Regions from separate parts of the Homo sapiens genome. Here region 2 is linked to region 1. A link is a loop called in an ENCODE intact Hi-C map of the cell type or tissue named here. Cell type or tissue: ascending aorta. All regions are shown on one strand. Each heading gives the region's core, and the rest is flanking DNA. Links, peaks and the distances in the headings are about the cores only.

Region 1 (8,350 bases), core at 266-8,265:
GGATGCAGCTGGAGTCCATTATCCTAAGTGAACTAACAAAGACACAGAACACCAAATACCATATGTTCTCACTTATAAGTGTGAGCTAAACATTGAGTACACATGGACATAAAGGTGGGAATGATAGACACTGGAGACCACCAGATGGGGGAAGAGCAAGGGGTAGAAAATACCATATGGTCTCACTGATAAGTGTGAGCTAAACATTGAGTACACATGGACATAAAGGTGGGAATGACAGACACCGAAGACCAACAGATGGGGGAAGGGCAAGGGGTAGAAAATGACCTATGGGCACTATGTTCATTACCTGGGTCATGGATATATTTGTACTCCAAACCTCAGCATCACACAATGTACATTTGCAACAAACCTGCACATGTACCCCTGACTGTAAAATAAAAGTTAAAAAAATAGACAATTTTTGTTGCTGAAACACCATCAGAATAGCTTCTATTTATGCATGCAAAACACAGGCTCTTACTAAAATGGATATGAAATTTCAGATATTTTTAAATGTTTTGGAGATAGGTTTGGTTTTTAACAAAATGGACATGAATTAACTTTGCAACAAAAATAAAATTGTAGGAGGACTTTCTGTTTTCAGTATGGGAAAGAAGAAGCTTGGAAGTCATCACTTCCATCTTCACAGCAAGACAAAAGATGAAGGAACTGAAAATAACCATCTTTAGATCCATCAGATAATTGAAGTCACCAGGCGAAACAGTGCCCCTCACACTGGCAGACAGACAGGAAGATGCAGAGAATTACAACTTACCAGAGCAGAAGCCTGGGATCAGAAACCTTTGTAGGAACTGGTATTGGGGTTCATGAGGCTAGGAAAACTTAGAGGCTTGGTGTTGACAAGTTTGAGAGTTAAAAATTTCAGGGAGGGCAGACTTGGTGGAGGGGCAGCTTTTGTGAGTTTTTACCTCCAGGAGCCTTTACTAGGTTCTCACAATGAAAATAACTTCTCTCATGCTTTCAGCAAGAAGAGTAGAAAAGCAATAAATTTCAAATACACTCAGAGTATTTTGTTCTCAATGAGGCCCATCATCAAGAGAAGCTATTTTAGCAGACTATAACTGACTGGAGTTTCAAAAAGCCTAATCGACATGGCAGAAGGGAAATCCCCAACTCCAGTTCTGTCTGGTTTTTCTGTCATACATTAGGGAAGGGCGAGAGGGGAGGCAAACCTGATAAGCTTTGTGAAGGTCATAGACCCGGTGATAAGCTCACTGAAAGACTGAGACCTAATCATAAAAATATAGAAGACTTTCCCTGCCCCAACACCTTACTATCATATTAGTAAGGCTCCTGAACAATATCAGAATAATACAACCAAAGAACTGCATGTCTTAGAACTTATTTAAGAAGTTCCAGGCCGGGTGCGGTGGCTCACGCCTGTAATCCCAACACTTTGGGAGGCCGAGTTGGGCGGATCACGAGGTCAGGAGATCAAGACCATCCTGGCTACCACGGTGAAACCCTGTCTCTACTAAAAAAAAAAAACAAAAAATTAGCTGGGCTTGGTGGCAGGCGCCTGTAGTCCCAGCTACTCCAGAGGCTGAGGCAGCAGAATGGTGTCAACCCCGGAGGCAGAGCTTGCAGTGAGCCGAGATGGCACCATTGCACTCCAGCCAGCCTGGGCAACAGAGCGAGACTCTGTCTCAAAAAAAAAAAAAAAAGTTCCAAAAAATTCCAACAAGAGCAAAAGGGACAAAAGCAAGAACATCAGGATAAATTTTAGCTTCTGAAATCTACAGCTATAGTAAACATTGCACACAGCCCTAGCTCCAAGGCAGAAAAACATAAAACAATACACTGAGGTCTTATGTATCTCTATTCCTTTTACCCAGTGCATCATGTCTGGCTTTAAGAAACAACTAATTATAAGGCACACTGAAAGACCAAAAAATAACAGTCTGGAGAGCAGGACAATCACTGGAATCAGCTGTACATGTGTCACAGGTATTGGAATAATCAGACCCAGACTTTAAAACAACTATGATTAATACACTAAAGGCTCTAATGCAAAAAGAGGACAACATGCAAGAACAGAGGAGTAATGTAAGCGGAGAGATAAAAACTTTGAGAATTAAAAGGAAATGCTAGAAATCAAAAACACTGTACAGAAATAAAGAATTCCTTTTATAGGCTCATCAGTAGACTGGACTCAGCCAAAGAAAAAAATTAGTGAGCTTGAAGAAATGTTAATTAAAGCTTCCAAAACTGAAATGCAAAAATTTTAAAAAAGAATGAAAAAGAAAATAATATCCAAGAATTGTGGGACAATTCCAAAAGGTGTAATGTCCACAAAACAAATGAACTATTTGAAAGATGCAAAGAATAGGGGAAATTTGGGGACAGGTGTATATGATAACTCTTTGTACTTTCCATTGGACTTTTTTTTTGTAAGCCTAAAACTGTGGAAAATACCTACCAATTAAAAAAATTGAGGCAATAATTAGAAAATGTCAGATTTAAATAAATATAAGCTGCAAATGCAATGATTTATTGACTGACGTATTAGAAGTGAGAATCTGTATAATATTACTCTTAACCTAATATCTCAAGAAGACGATAAACAAGGACATAGAAGAGTCAATTCTACCATTAATATCAAATATTTAGTGGAAATATTTTCACATTTGTGTCCTAGAATCATGAATAAACATCCATTTCAACAATTTATAGGATATTTACACATGTAATTCATGTACCAGACTAGAAAGATAATTCCAATAAGTTGCTCAAGACATAAAGTTATAGGCTTTATTATTTAATTAAAATGTGAGAAAACTGGAAATTTATAACAAATGCTTAAACTTTCAAATTCCAATCACTTGGATTTTTTTAAACATGTATAATTCTTTTAAACAACTGGCTTAGAGAGGAAATATACAACTTCAAACTCATCAGATATTAATAAGGAGTATAGACAAATCTATACTTTGAGGAATATTCATAGTAATATTCACAGGCTTTTTGTTCCTTGTCTGGCCAACAAGCAAGATTTCTGAGAATACAATTACTATGTAAATGATTAGAAATATATTGAGCTATTTATAGAAATAGTTTTCAAGTAAGTATTAAAATATAACATTTTGGAATGGGGAAGAACAATGCGTGTTATCCATCTATTGTGGTAAAAATCTATTTATCTAGAAATTGTGGAGGAAAATATTAAAGTACTTCTCTGAAAATGAAATCAAGGCCCAGCTGGCTACATCCATTAAGACTAATTTGATTATGAGATGATACCAGTTGAAATTTCAGCACACATGTTGTTGTTACCTCCTTTCTCTTTTGCTAATGAACTGTTAACTAAATACTTTAGGAAACCTCAAATGGTCCTTTGCATACTTCAGCCTGTATGACAGTTGATAGTGGTGTGTGGGGAGCAGGGAACAACCAGCTAGAAGTAATAGCTCAGGTGCAGAAGTGGAGATTGCAGTGGGTTATTCGCTGGAGCCCAAAGACAAAAAGGAAGAAAAAGGTGGTAGAGAGTTCTCAGCTCATCCACATGCAATAGAAAGCCTAGGCTTTCTCAGAAAAATTGCAAGAAGCTTCCACTTCCACTACAACACTTCACCTCCACCACCTGCTCTCTTTTCAACACTGCCCATGACAAGCAATCAAAAACACTGGAAAGCAGAAGCAGGTCTGAGAGAGCAGCTCACATACATGGAGTAAAAATTGGCATAAAGGAAGAGGGAATGATTCATGAGACAGGACACAAAACAAAGAATGTTTGAAGTACACTAGAGACAAATAAGGTGGAAACGTAGCCTCATATAATGCTATACATAACCCTGGGATGTCCAATTTCTGTAGGGGTCTTGGTCAAAGCTGATCATCTTGCTGGACTCAGCACTAAGTTGACTGCTTCTGCCTGTCATGAGGGTTGCCTCAGTTCCAAATGTTTGGCATGTAAGGAAAGCACAGTTAAAGGGAGTTTCCATGGCCTAGTGCTGGGGGGACCAGCTCTACTCATAAGAAATGCAAAGACACCCTAGGGTAAAGGACTGAGGTTATGGAAAGAGTAGTGGGAAGTTGCAAAATCTCAAGAGCGAATAAGCTGGCATCTTGCCTTCCAGAGCCATTTTCCCTTTTTCTTTTTCTGTTTTCTTTGGGTCTAGTCCCAGTAAATCCTTTTGCCAGATAAAGCTCTGGAGTAGAGAAAGCAGCATTTCAGCAGCATTATTGAAAAATGCTCTTTCCTATGGCCAAAACTAAGACAGAAATGCCAAGACTTTTAGACTCAAAGAAGAACTGACTGGAAGCCAAACATGTGCTGGGTTCGCTTGGTAGGAGGGTTGGTGAAGGGAACAAAAGGAAAATTCACAAATAGAAAATGACACTAGACAAAAGGCCTTGCAAAGCAAAATTTGCAATATTAAGCATACTTTTCATTAGCCAGGAGAACCTTCAGAAAAGATAAGCTGCTTGGATTTTAGGCAAAAAAGATTAACATATTCCAGTTGGTGTTTCCCCTGAGGCTCAAGATGTCCTGTTTTCTTCTCTGCAACAGCTGTTCCCAACCACAAAGGCCCAGTGACTAAGAGAAGTGAAAACATAGAGCCTTCTTGTCAGAGTTCACTTGTGTCTTTGGCCTTTTCTAATTTTTTTGACCCACAGTGTACTTAGGATCCATTTGTAATTAGCCAGGCAAAGGGAATAAAAGGGCGCGCTTCAGAAACTGAGCCACTCTGATTAGCATGTCTTGATTGGGGCTTTGAAATACCCTCAGAGTGTCCCCAACTCATTTAAGGGATGGTTTAAATGCTTAGAGCAAAACCAATGAAAACCCACCTTAACTTTAAATAAAAACATGTACCTAACATCATTTTAATACTTGGGAAAGGGAAGAAAATCTGGTGGAATCAATAAGTACCTATACAATCTCATAGGTTGTAAAAGTTGTCATGTGATAAAACTAGTTTAGATTGGGGTAATTATTGAGAAGTACAGAAATAACTATGAGGGCATGGGAATAGAAACAAATATGATCTGTTGAGCCACAAATGAAATCAATTGTTTATTTTAAAAAATTGGTTGTAGATAATGTTTCTGCAACATTTCAAGAATGTTTCCTCTTCTCTCCAACTCCCTTGTGGTGGTCTGCCCTCTTGGCTGATAGATACATGATCCTTCTGCTTGGGTATGTGGGCACCATCAAAGAAGAGGAGTAGATTTTTAACAGTACGTGCTCATGTGAACTCTGGATAGAAAAAGCCTTGGAGGTGATAAGGAAGTGACATTGAGGTCCTCAAAGGAAAGCCCATCAAGCTGTACTAAGAGGACAAATGCCACCTGGATGCACAAGACAGCCTCAGCGTCCAAACCGTCAATGAAAGAGCATGGGGCTTCTCAAGTTCCCTGGTAAAATGAATTGACATGTCCCCCAAATTTTCCTTCTAGGAAAAACACAGCAAGAATAAGGGATTGCAAAGGTTGCCCATTAGGAATTTGCCAAGTGTGTCCATAACAAGTGTCCCCAAAGCAAATGTAACAACATAGTGAGCAGCTACTTCAGCCCACCACCTCTTTCCCACATCACATCTCTCTGTAGCTCTCTCCTCTCTTTAATCTCCCTCTCTTTGACAGATCTGGCATCATCTTCTTTATCAGTGTTCTGTGATCTTTGAATTGAGGACAAGATTAGGAGAAAGGAAAGAACTGCTTGAGCGAAATGAAATTCTAGAGCTGTATGCATGATAGGAAGCTTGTAAAGAGTGAAGTCAATCCTGCGGATTTGCAAATTTGCAAATAGACTGACTCATGAGGCCAAGCTAATTACACAGAATGGTCTCAATACAAAGAAAAATATTTTTCATTGCATTAGTGTTGACAAAACAGGGATCATTTATAGAGTTAAAATATTAGGATTAATTAATCTGGAATCTCATTAAAGGATAGGTACAATGAGAATTGAAACCAGGAGGATGGCTTGGGATATATAGAAAGAAACATAAAAGAATTTTGGGTTGAATGGCTGTTAAGGTGATCAGTTACATAAATAAAAAGTGCAATTCTTCAAGGGAAGGAGAAAAGAAGTTGCAGCAATCACTTTACCCAGCAATGGTGATGATAACTTTTATGAGGCCACTGTACTATGTGTTCTTGCAAACTCAGTGCCCCCAATCTCAGTGACTGCTGAGAATGGCTCTAGACCCCACCACGGAGCTTTGGAAAGGAAGCTCCTTCCACCCTGCCCCCATGCTGCCCTCTGCAATCTCCTCACCACCTCTTATACTAGCTCCACTTTCTCCCTCCACCCCTGCAGCCTTACTCCTGACAATTGTCAATTGGGCCCACTGTAAGTGCACATTTGCCAGGCTGACATAGATAACCTTGTGGGGCTGACAAAGATTCAAGGTTTAATGAGAACCATATGTTCATCCTGAGCCCACTCCATGCTCACTGCTAAGAAAGCAAGCCAGGCAGACAAGAAGGCGTAGCCTATTGGAATTGCAGGCAGGGACGCAGGAGTGTGCTAAGGCTAGAACAGTGATTCGCAAAGTGTGGTCCCTGGACCAATAGCATCAGTGTTGCGTGGAAACTTGTTAGAAACATAAGTTCTGAAGTTTCACCTAAAATTTATGGAATCAGACACTGGAATGGAGCCTCGCAACCTGTGGCTTCATGACTCCTCCAGCTTAAGTTGGAGAACTGAACTAGAAGATCTTTTACAGCCAGCCACAACATCCTCGTCCCATCTCTCTCCTTGAACTGTGCTTCCCTTATTCCGTCTAGAAAAATCCTTCCTGGCCTTTCAAAATGCAACTCCAATTTCAACTCTGAATTATTTTCTAATTCTTCATCTTTTGGGACTCTTATGGTGATCTCCTGCCAATAGTTCTAAGAACAGTTTTGAGAGTCTTTGTTTTCCTGCTTGGATGTTCCTCAATGCTGCCACCAAACCCACAACAGAAATTGCTTATTTTTAAAACTTGAATGATTTGCAAATAAAACAGAACATATAAAACATGAGCAGCTGTATTATATTTTGTTTCCAGCATGATTGGAATCGACACCATCAGGGTACAAGATAAAAAAGAGCTAAAACATACAGAGTAGATAAGAAAAACGTACATAAAAGGATAAGTAAGAGGGAGAAATTTTGGAACTGAATAGGCTCTATTACTGAGTATTTAAAAATAACTCTTCTCACAGTCAGAGTTAATTATGGAATGAGCTGTCCTGAGAGGTAATAGGCTTACTCTCACTAAGGTATTTTAATTGTGGATAGTAGATGATAAATATGAATTGGCCCTGGAGATAAAAAACAGTCAATTGGAGGAAATTGCTTGGAGCACTGTGTTAAGAAGCATTATAATTAGATATGGGACCAGAGGGACAATTCCAATGTGGATTAGTGGTGTCTGCTTTGAGTGTAACAACTAGGAATACAGGTAACCTGTAGTTGACTTACCTTGGCAAGTGATGACAAAGCATTTGGTTGCATTATGCTAAATGATCTCTTAGAAATATAAATTTTGGCCCAGCGCGGTGGCTCATGCCTGTAATCCCAGCACTTTTGGAGGCCAAGGCAGGCAGATCACGAGGTCAGGAGATTGAGACCATCCTGGCTAACATGGTGAAACCTCATCTCTACTAAAAATACAAAAAATTAGCCAGCCGTGGTGGCGGGTGCCTGCAGTCCCAGCTACTTGGGAGGCTGAGGCAGGAGAATGGTGAGAACCCGGGAGGCGGAGCTTGCAGTGAGACAAGATTGCACCACTGCACTCCAGCCTGGGCAACAGAGTGAGACTCAGCCTCAAAAAAAAAAAAAAACAACAAAAAACAAACAAACAAACAAACAAACAAAAAATATATATACATATATCACATATCTATGATTAACACCAATAATTTTTAGATGGAAGGTACCATAGAAAGATAAGTTATTATATTATTCTTCCATTTTTGGCACTATTGATAATGATAAGTCACTGGCGATGAAGATCTATCTTGGGGAGGAATGGCCTAAGCCAAGGGTAGAGTAGGCAAGCCAGCTATAATGCACCTTTGCCAGATTTGTAAATCAATAGTTAATACCGTGACATACCTCAGGAGGCTACTCACTAAGGAACAATCACAAAACACTTGGTGAATGTAAATAATTAACGGGAAAGTAATTAGAGGTCTTTTTTAAAAGCCGTCTATCTGGATTAGTGTTAAAGAATTTAGATGAATGGTTTCTACAAGAACAAATAATCACTGTTTCCATCTCGGCCACTTTTAGTGCTGTGTTTTCTCTAATTTATAAACCATGAGAGGATTGAAGAATTAGGGCGGCTACTTTGAGCTAACAATACCTTGGGCAGATATTTTATTTTAAAAA
Region 2 (8,350 bases), core at 62-8,061, 460 kb after region 1:
TACTTGTTCAATGAATGGAGAAAGCACAGCTGAAATGATTCAGAGAAAGGGGAAAAACTTAAGAAAAAGGAAGAGGGATAAACAATTGTCACATGTCCAGATTGCCAACAGTGGAATCATGACAAAAATTTTCTGAAACTGAAGAGCCGTGTTGTTTAAAATAAAAGGCTGAATAAAATGGGGTCAAAGCAAAGGAGCTTTGGAGTCAGTTTGGATTCAGATACTGACTCTGATGCTTCCACGTTGTGTGACAGCCAGGGCTGGCTGTGGGACCCTGTGCGAAATTAGAATGTGGAGCCATTTATTCAAAAAACAGGAAAGAAGTGCCCTCCAAGGTACTAAAACAAAATGTTTTGCCCTTTCCTTCCCACTGCTTCCCTGCCCTCCTTTCCCTTCTCTTCCTTGCCTCTTGAATTGTCACAGTATTTTTAATGTTCCAAGTAAAGAAAAATTAAAAATGTAATTATTGGTATGTTTTTTTCTGTTATTGTTAACTCGTGCAATGCCAGTTTTAAATGCAAATTTAAAAGCATTTAACTTGTTTGCATAATCACTGAAGTTACACAATTTGTATTTCATAGCTGTTACATTCCTATGTATTTCTTTCTGACCAGAACAGAGGAAACACTGCCAAAAACTAATTCTGTTGTTTTTATTTTACTTCTTGATACATGCGTGTTTTACCAACACATTCTACCTTCAGCTTCCTGATGAATAAGGCAGGGATTTCCTTCTGTGTCACCATTTGGAGCACAAGTGTTTGGCCAATATAAGGAAATAAGAAAGGACATGATAGGGGCCTTGGTCGGTTGTGTTTCTTAAAGTACAATTGCCTTACTTTTGTGTTTGAAGCTAGTTCTGGTTCTGACAGAAAGCATGGCCTCTGGGAGCTGTGGGATCCTCCACTTGTCGTAGAGGTACCATACTCACCTTGCACTCGTTTTGAGTCCTGCTGAACTCCCAAGCATTGTGACCTCACCAGAGTCCTGTGCTCATGAGGCATCATGAATGTTAGACAACTTTAAGTGGGCAGCAAGGAACGATGGACAGGATGTGGCACACATATGACCCATGCCTGCTTCATCGTTCCACTCTCTCCCATCTGACTTCAGGTATAGCACACAAAGTCAAAGACAGAGTTATTGAGAACTTCAGGCCAGTGGCAGGAGAACATTAAAACAAGTGTGGCTCTTCTGGGTGTCGGGTCCCACATGACTGCACAGTCACATGCCCAGCAAGCCAGCCCTAGAAACTTCTGATGGATTCTTAACCTCAAGGAGTCTTCATTTCTTCATCATAAAATTGAGGCCATAATATTACCTAACTCGTAGGTTGTTCTTCTGTTTAAATGAAGCCATCTTTATAATTTATTACTAATATTCTTGGTACCTAATAAGCCTTTAATAAAAGTTAATTCCTGCCACTTCTACTGCTGAGCAAGTTTTCCAATGTGATGGCTCTATTGTGGTAAAGACAACCTAATGCAAATGCAAGTCAGGGTCATTAAATGTCACCTCTGGAACTGAGCAGGCTGCAAACAAAATTTTATAAGTCACAAATATATTTTATTATCTCTTGAAAACAGTGTACAAATGAATAAGCAAATGAAACATAGTAGCCAAAAGGCTTTGGAGAACTAATCCATTTTATAAAAGTATAAGGCCTGAATTCCAGTCCCACATCCCTTTAAGTGTGGGCAACTTGCTTTCCTCCTCTGTACCTTTGTTTCCTTGTGTCTAAAGTGAGAGTGTCACACATGTCTGACATGGGCCCTAAAAATTGTTACATCATGGCTTAGTGTCTTACAACGAGGATGGACCTAAGGTAAAAGTTAAGCCACATAAATAAATGTTCGTAATAAGGATGAGATGGAGAGAAGAGGTGTAACGAATTTTGCTATTGCTTACTACCTGTTACTGTTACCTGCTGACCGGGTGTTTTCATGTGTTAAGCACTGTACAGCTTTCTTTCTCCCCAGACAAGGCTCTTCCCTAGCAGAACTGATGCACATGTACAGCACGTCAGTATCACGTAGACACATACTGTTTTGTAGCCACATTTCACCCCTGTAGAAACTCTAAGCATGTGCTCTCTGCATCTGTTTAAAGGGTCCTGCATAAATAAAGCTCTCTAGGTAGGCTGAAATGCCTGCAATTAGTACCCTTCTAAGGGCAGAGTTTTCTTGATGGAGTAAGATACAGTAGTGTGCTGGAGTTGGCTTGTACCTTTTCAGGAGATTTATGAGCCAGTTTAAAAGCAAAGATGGCAAATACTTCACACTCATCACTTTCTGATTCTTTTATTTCATTTTGCAATTTATTTCATATTATCTGCGCTCTCGGAAGTTATTTACTTTTATTGTATCTGTGTGGTGGAAATACTCATACAATGATGAGCTCTTGCACATCGCATCCCAGTTCCGTTCAGTAACATCCCATTGGTAGTTTGAAATTGGCTATAGTGGAAGCGTTTACACCATAGAATGGGCAAACACTAACAATCAGGGTTCTTCCTCCACTCCCCCTCCCTGAGAGATTATTGTAAAACATTTAATAGCACACTACTGAGTAGGAATCAAATTTACTGTCGGAGTTCCTTTTGGAAGATTTGTTAAAAGCTGTGGCTATTGCAGACTATTAGAGAACCCATTAGAAAGTGTGAAAAGGGAAAAGGACAAGAAGAGAATGAAGATTCTTTGAGCATCTGTGCCTGGCGATACATTAATTGCCTTTCCTGTGGAGCCCAATTAAAATCTTCCTGAAGGCGGGCTAGGTTGTATGATATTACATCTGTCTTCCAGTTGAAGAAACTGATCTGAGGTGTAATAACCTGCCCAAGTTGATACAGCTAATAAATGAAAAAAACTTATGTTGGAAATGTATCTGAATCCAGGTATTTGTTACTCAAATGCTTATTATCTTTGCCTTCTCGAATGGGAAATGTGAATACATTTTGCAAAAAGAATAATGTTAAATGCTATAGTAAGATTTTTGTGAGTATAATGAATTCCATGTTCTGTCTTTCATTCAAGTATTTGTACATCACACGCTGAAAGTAAAATGTGCCAATCACTGGTCATGGAAAGGTTCTACCCAGGGAGGAATAGTTACCTATGAAGTGTTGCAGGAACAGGGGAGAAGACCAAGGGCCATCAGAGCAGGAGGCTTAAGAAAACAACCCTTGCATAGGCTTGCAGGTGTGTGTCTGGCAGTGCCTGTAGTCTCCAGGGCTGCAGGGAGAGAGGTTGGTTTTGGTAGAGGTAACAAGAATTACAGGATTGTGATCAGGCAGACATCTGTGGGTAGTTTGGAGATTCCAGCCAGTGGGTTGAACATTGTTTCTGTGGAATGCGGTTGCCCATCTTCCCAGCCTCCTCTGGCTTTTACTCCCTGGATCCCTTCTAGTGCAGTCCTAGGGACATGCAATCCAAAGGAAAGTTTTGACATGACAGGATCATGGGCCATGCCCACCCAGATTTCGTTTCAGTGAGTCTGGGATAGAACCCAGGTAGTTGCGTTTTAAACACACCTCCTTAGAGGTTCTGAGGCAGCACCAGGCACCACACTTCCAGAAATAATATTGTTTTGTAGCTTCTGTGCTGTCTTCCCAAGTAAGAGGAAAGAACATGCATGTAATGATAATAATATCTCTTCCTAGCTCCACATCACCTTTTATACCCAGTCTCTATCGATCCCCACAATTACCTTGTGAGATGTTCAGAGCAGTTAATTACTCTTCTTATTTTACAGTTGGGAGAACTGGGGATGGGAGAGGTTAATTAAGTAGTGCCAGGTCCTACCTTTAGCAAACGGAGGACCCGGATTTCTCAGTGTTTTGCAGGTGTATTTCCTTGGTTGCACAGTGCCCCATAGTGGCTACTGCCTACACGTTCTACAGGTGCCACTTCATCATGGTCTGCTCTGGAACCAGCCTCAGAAACATTGTGCGTTAGACGGGGGGGTCACCTGTGCTCCCCCAAAATATTTTGAACCCCGTTGGAATGATTCTACACGCTTTACAGTGTGTAGTTTTGTTCTTGAGATTCCTCATTCCCAGTTTCTGCAGCATCCTGTTTAGCTACAGAACTCCAAAACACTCAAGAAGCAAAAATCCATGATCCAATCTGTTCTGTATCATTGGATGACAAGGAGCATATCGTGAGTGGAATAGATTTCTGTAGGTTGTTAAGTATTTCGGTCCCTTTCCATCACTTAATGACAGAGAACAAGAGAGCAAACGTGAGCCAGGCAACCTGTCCTCTCATTCTGTGTCTGCCTCCAGCTAGCTTTGTAACCATAGGTAACTCGCCTCGTTTCTCCAGACCACGGGCTCCTCATTTGTAGAAAGAAATTTGGAGTCCTTGTAAGGCCTGTCCCAGCTGTAACGCACATGATGGCAAACCACCAAGGGAGAAAAATATCCCCAGGAATACCATGTTCTTTAGCTTTTCTAATAGAAAAAAAAAAAAGACATTTACATTATAAGCAATGCACTCATGATTCTATTATTGTAATCATTTATTTTTAGGTTGGGAAAAATAGAAACATATTTTATCAAATTAATTAGATTTAAAATAGCTCAATGACTTGTTTTCTCCAGCATTTAGTCATTTTCTTGGCTGATTTGCCCTGTCCCTGTCTAGAAATGTTTTTTCTATGCCCTGCCTCAGGTTGGTGCCTGGGTCATAAAGTAAAGCCTAATAAAAGTAAAATCCTCTCAGCCCATGCTTCTTACTTGTTTTCACTTAGACTGATATTTTGTTTTATTGCAGAATTGGGACTAATGATTTTACTCTGAGTTAAGCAACCAAGACAGAAATGCTTTTTTTTTTTCTTCACATAATTCAGTGCAAACCCATAGTAGCCATACATGCCTTAACTTGAACTTTACATTCTGAGAGAGCCAGAACATTTTTAGGGTATTTTTTTTCTTCGAAATCAAAGTAATAAGCCTACGCTGTTCAGAAATGAATTCTAGGTATAGATTTTTGTCAAATTCATCTGACACTTTAAATAAATTTCAGACTGATGAATTCAGTGTTTGTTTGATAGAGATCATAAACATTTTCCTTTCTCGAAAAGCAATCTAGGGAGTATGTATTTGTACTGTAGTTAATGCTGTGTTAAGTCAGTGTAATATAGCTGCTGCAAACATTTGTAGAGCAAAGAAAAAAAGCCTTTATTTAAATCTTGCCAAGAGCAGAAATAAAATGAGCAAAAGCACACTGGAGTGAGAGGCAACATAAAGATTGGTACTGCTTCACGACTCTGGTGCAGCAGCATTAGCATTTCATTTAAGCTGCATATCATATACGGAATGATCACTCGTAATTTCATGTCTGACTGTGTGGCTTCAAGAGATGTTTGTTGAGTGAATAAATGATTGATTAGTGCTTTCTTTTGTGATACAAAACTGTCATTTAATCAGCGTGGAAATTAGTTGCAGATACCCTTATTGTAATTCCATTTGTATATTTACATAAGAGTATGAAATAAGAATGAATGAGGTTGGATGCCAGTAAGAATGAATGGATTGGTGGCTCATGCCTGTAATCCCAGTGCTTTGGGAGGCCAAAGGCGGGCAGATCACTTGAGGTCAGGAGTTCAAGACCAGCCTGGCCAACACGGTAAAACCCCATCTCCATCAAAAAATACAAAAATTAGCCAGGCTTGGTGGCGGACACCTGGAATCCCGGCTATTCGGGAGGCTGAGGTGGGAGAATCGCTTGAACCTGGGAGACACAGGTTGAAGTTAGCCGAGATCACGGCCACTGCACTCCAGCCTGGGTGACAGAGTGAGACCCTGTCTCAAAAAAAAAAAGAAAAAAAGAAAAAAAAGAAAGAATAAATGAACATCTATTTTATTTAGTAATGAAATATTCTTGGCTGACACAGGCACAATGAAGACTTCACCAGTTATTTCCACTAAATTATAGGATCATGGAAGATAAGAACATGTTGTATTGTCTTTTTAATCCCCACCATCTAGCACAGTGCCTGGATATATAATAAATGTCTAATCCACACACACAGACACACAATTAAATATAAAAATGGGTATTCTCATCAAGGGATAGGTTGGCAGTTTATATGCCATGACTTATTCACAAATTGGGAGAAAGAGATTTCTATAGGTCAAAGAGAGGTTAGGGCAGTAAGGAAAAAGGGCCAGGATGGGCTGAGATGAGAAGATAAACAGATTACTTGTTTAATATGGATATTAAAGCAGAATTCCTCAGGCTTTGTGATTCTTGGTGTCATCTCAGAGACACACAATTTTTAGATGGTGTTTTTCTTCCCCTTTGCTGTGCTATTTTCCTGTGTCATCCTAGTTAGTTTTATGTTCATAGTCTGATGATTTAGCCACAATTAGGGTCTCACTCTTCTACTCTTCTTTTAATTTTTATCACTGACATTTCAAGAGCAGATTCAGGTTTCCGGCATTTGGCGGGGGTGCCTCCTAAGTGTGTTAGACTGTAAAACTGCTGAAGGCAGCAAAAGTTTTGTGCAGTCAATCAAAGCAGGGAGGGTATAACTATGTTACTGTTTTCACTTTTCTCTTTTTCTAGTTCCATGCAACACAAAATAAACTTTCAGACATACTTCTAAGTTTCCATATCCATTGTATATGGTTGAGTTTTAGCCAAAACCATTTGTGAGGGAAGGCCTTTAGTGATCTGGGATGGGGATGCTGAAGCCCATTGCACCTTATTCATGTAATTAGACGTGATAAAAACATTAAAATTATATTTCAAAAGTTGTTAGTCTATTTCATAGAAGCTTCTTTCCATATCACAATGGATATGGAGTGTTTATGGAGTCAGTAACAAGTGGTTTGATCTTTATAAAGAGGACCTGTGATACAGCCATGTACCTGCCCGTGTTGCAGTACGTGGTGTACAGCTCTCAGCTGCCCTGCCCTTTGCAGCTCTTGTTTCCTCCATGTGAGATGTACTCCATCCCCAAGTACCTAACCCCTCACTAGCCATTTGTTCCCTGCTTAAATTTTTCTGCCTGCAAAAGACCTTCCCAGGCTCCCCCATTGAAATTATGCCCTAAGTCTTTTGTCTCACCACAGCACCTTAAGCATTTCCTCCTCAATCTCCTTCCTGGACTGACTGAGTACTTACTGTATGCCAGGCACTGTTCCAGGCTCTGAGGATGCATGGTCAGCCAGAAAGACAGATCACCCTGCAGGAGCTTAGAGCTCACTAGAGAAGAAAGGCAGTAAACAAATAAGCATATCCAGTGGCATCAGTACCAAAAATCCAAACAAAGATGTCCAAGAGAGGTAGAGAGAAAGGGATGCAAACATGCTGGAGGGAAACCCTTACTAAATAGGTGGCATTTGAGCTAAGACTTCAACAAAACTAGGAGGAAGCCAAGCCGGGTTCTAGAGCAGGCTTGTCCCAGGCAGAGGGAAGGGCCCAAGCAAATGGCCAGGAGCTGTGTGAGCTGACTCAGGGGCAGCAAGGGGTCGGGTAGGAGGGAGCAAGGAGCAATGGGTAAGAGGAGAGCAGAGAGACAAGCAGGAACACAGCCTTGTAGGCCACGGCAAAGGGTAATTTTTTTTTTTAATTTGAAGTATAAGGAAGAATAATGGAGGGTTGAGCACAGGAATTGGCCATGTTAAAGTTCCATTTGAAAAGTGTCACTCCGACTGCTGCATGGAGCATCTACAGAGGAAAGACAGGATAGAAGCAGGGAAACCAGTTCAGAAGTTCTTCATAGTTCAGGTGAGAGGCGACTAGGTCCACATGGGGGCAGTACAGAAGGCAATGCGTTGTCAGAGTCTAGATGTGTTTTGGAGTTAGGGTTATCTGGGTTTGCTGGTGGTTGGGATTGGATGTGGTTGTAAGTGGAAAAAGGAATCAAGAAAAACACCAGAGTTTTAGACCTGGGCAACTGAGTGACTGGCCATGCTATTTACGGGATGGGGAAGACTAAGGAAGGAAAGAAGAATAACAAATATTTGTTTGGACATTAAGTTTGAGATTCTCAGAACACATTTAAGTGGCGATATCACATAGTTTATTGATTATGTGGATCTGCAGTCCAGGGGAGAAACCAAGGGTATAGATATCAACATCAGTATATAGAGAACACAGCACAATTATAACTATGCATATGTGTAGCAGATGTGTATTTTCCATCCACTTCCAAAAGTATTCAAAAAATGGAACTTTAACTAAGTTCAACTTAGGCTATATTTTGAGACCCCATTCCACTGAGAACAGGGAAGTTTTACTGTCAATTCAGCCAACCCTTTTAGGTGATTAAATAAAGTTGACATTGTAAACATAGGTTCTTTATTCTCCCTCTAACTCCTGGGGGCATAGACAGCCTCATGA

What was found. A loop is a pair of places that touch in the nucleus more often than their neighbours do. Peaks named below come from ENCODE experiments on the same cell type or tissue, not always from the same donor. Only the 100,000 strongest peaks of a DNase experiment are listed, where the experiment ranks them.
Region 2: a loop joins it to region 1, with 2.7 times the contacts of the local background. A loop is called at or near these places in 2 of 110 quality-filtered maps.

The regions. Positions count from the first base shown.
Region 1 is chr2:107,322,369-107,330,718 of GRCh38, reverse strand. All of the region lies in intron 1 of LINC01789 (long intergenic non-protein coding RNA 1789), which reads left to right. Among named protein-coding and RNA genes, the nearest start is that of LINC01789, 39 kb to the left of the region's middle. In ascending aorta, for the core only: no CTCF peak of the experiment used is centred there; DNase peaks (open chromatin) are centred at 4,038, 4,298 and 4,558; H3K27ac peaks cover 3,685 bases.
Region 2 is chr2:106,859,107-106,867,456 of GRCh38, reverse strand. All of the region lies in intron 1 of ST6GAL2 (ST6 beta-galactoside alpha-2,6-sialyltransferase 2), which reads left to right. Among named protein-coding and RNA genes, the nearest start is that of ST6GAL2, 23 kb to the left of the region's middle. In ascending aorta, for the core only: a CTCF peak has its summit at 3,896 (motif pointing left); a DNase peak (open chromatin) is centred at 4,322; H3K4me3 peaks cover 897 bases; H3K27ac peaks cover 8,000 bases.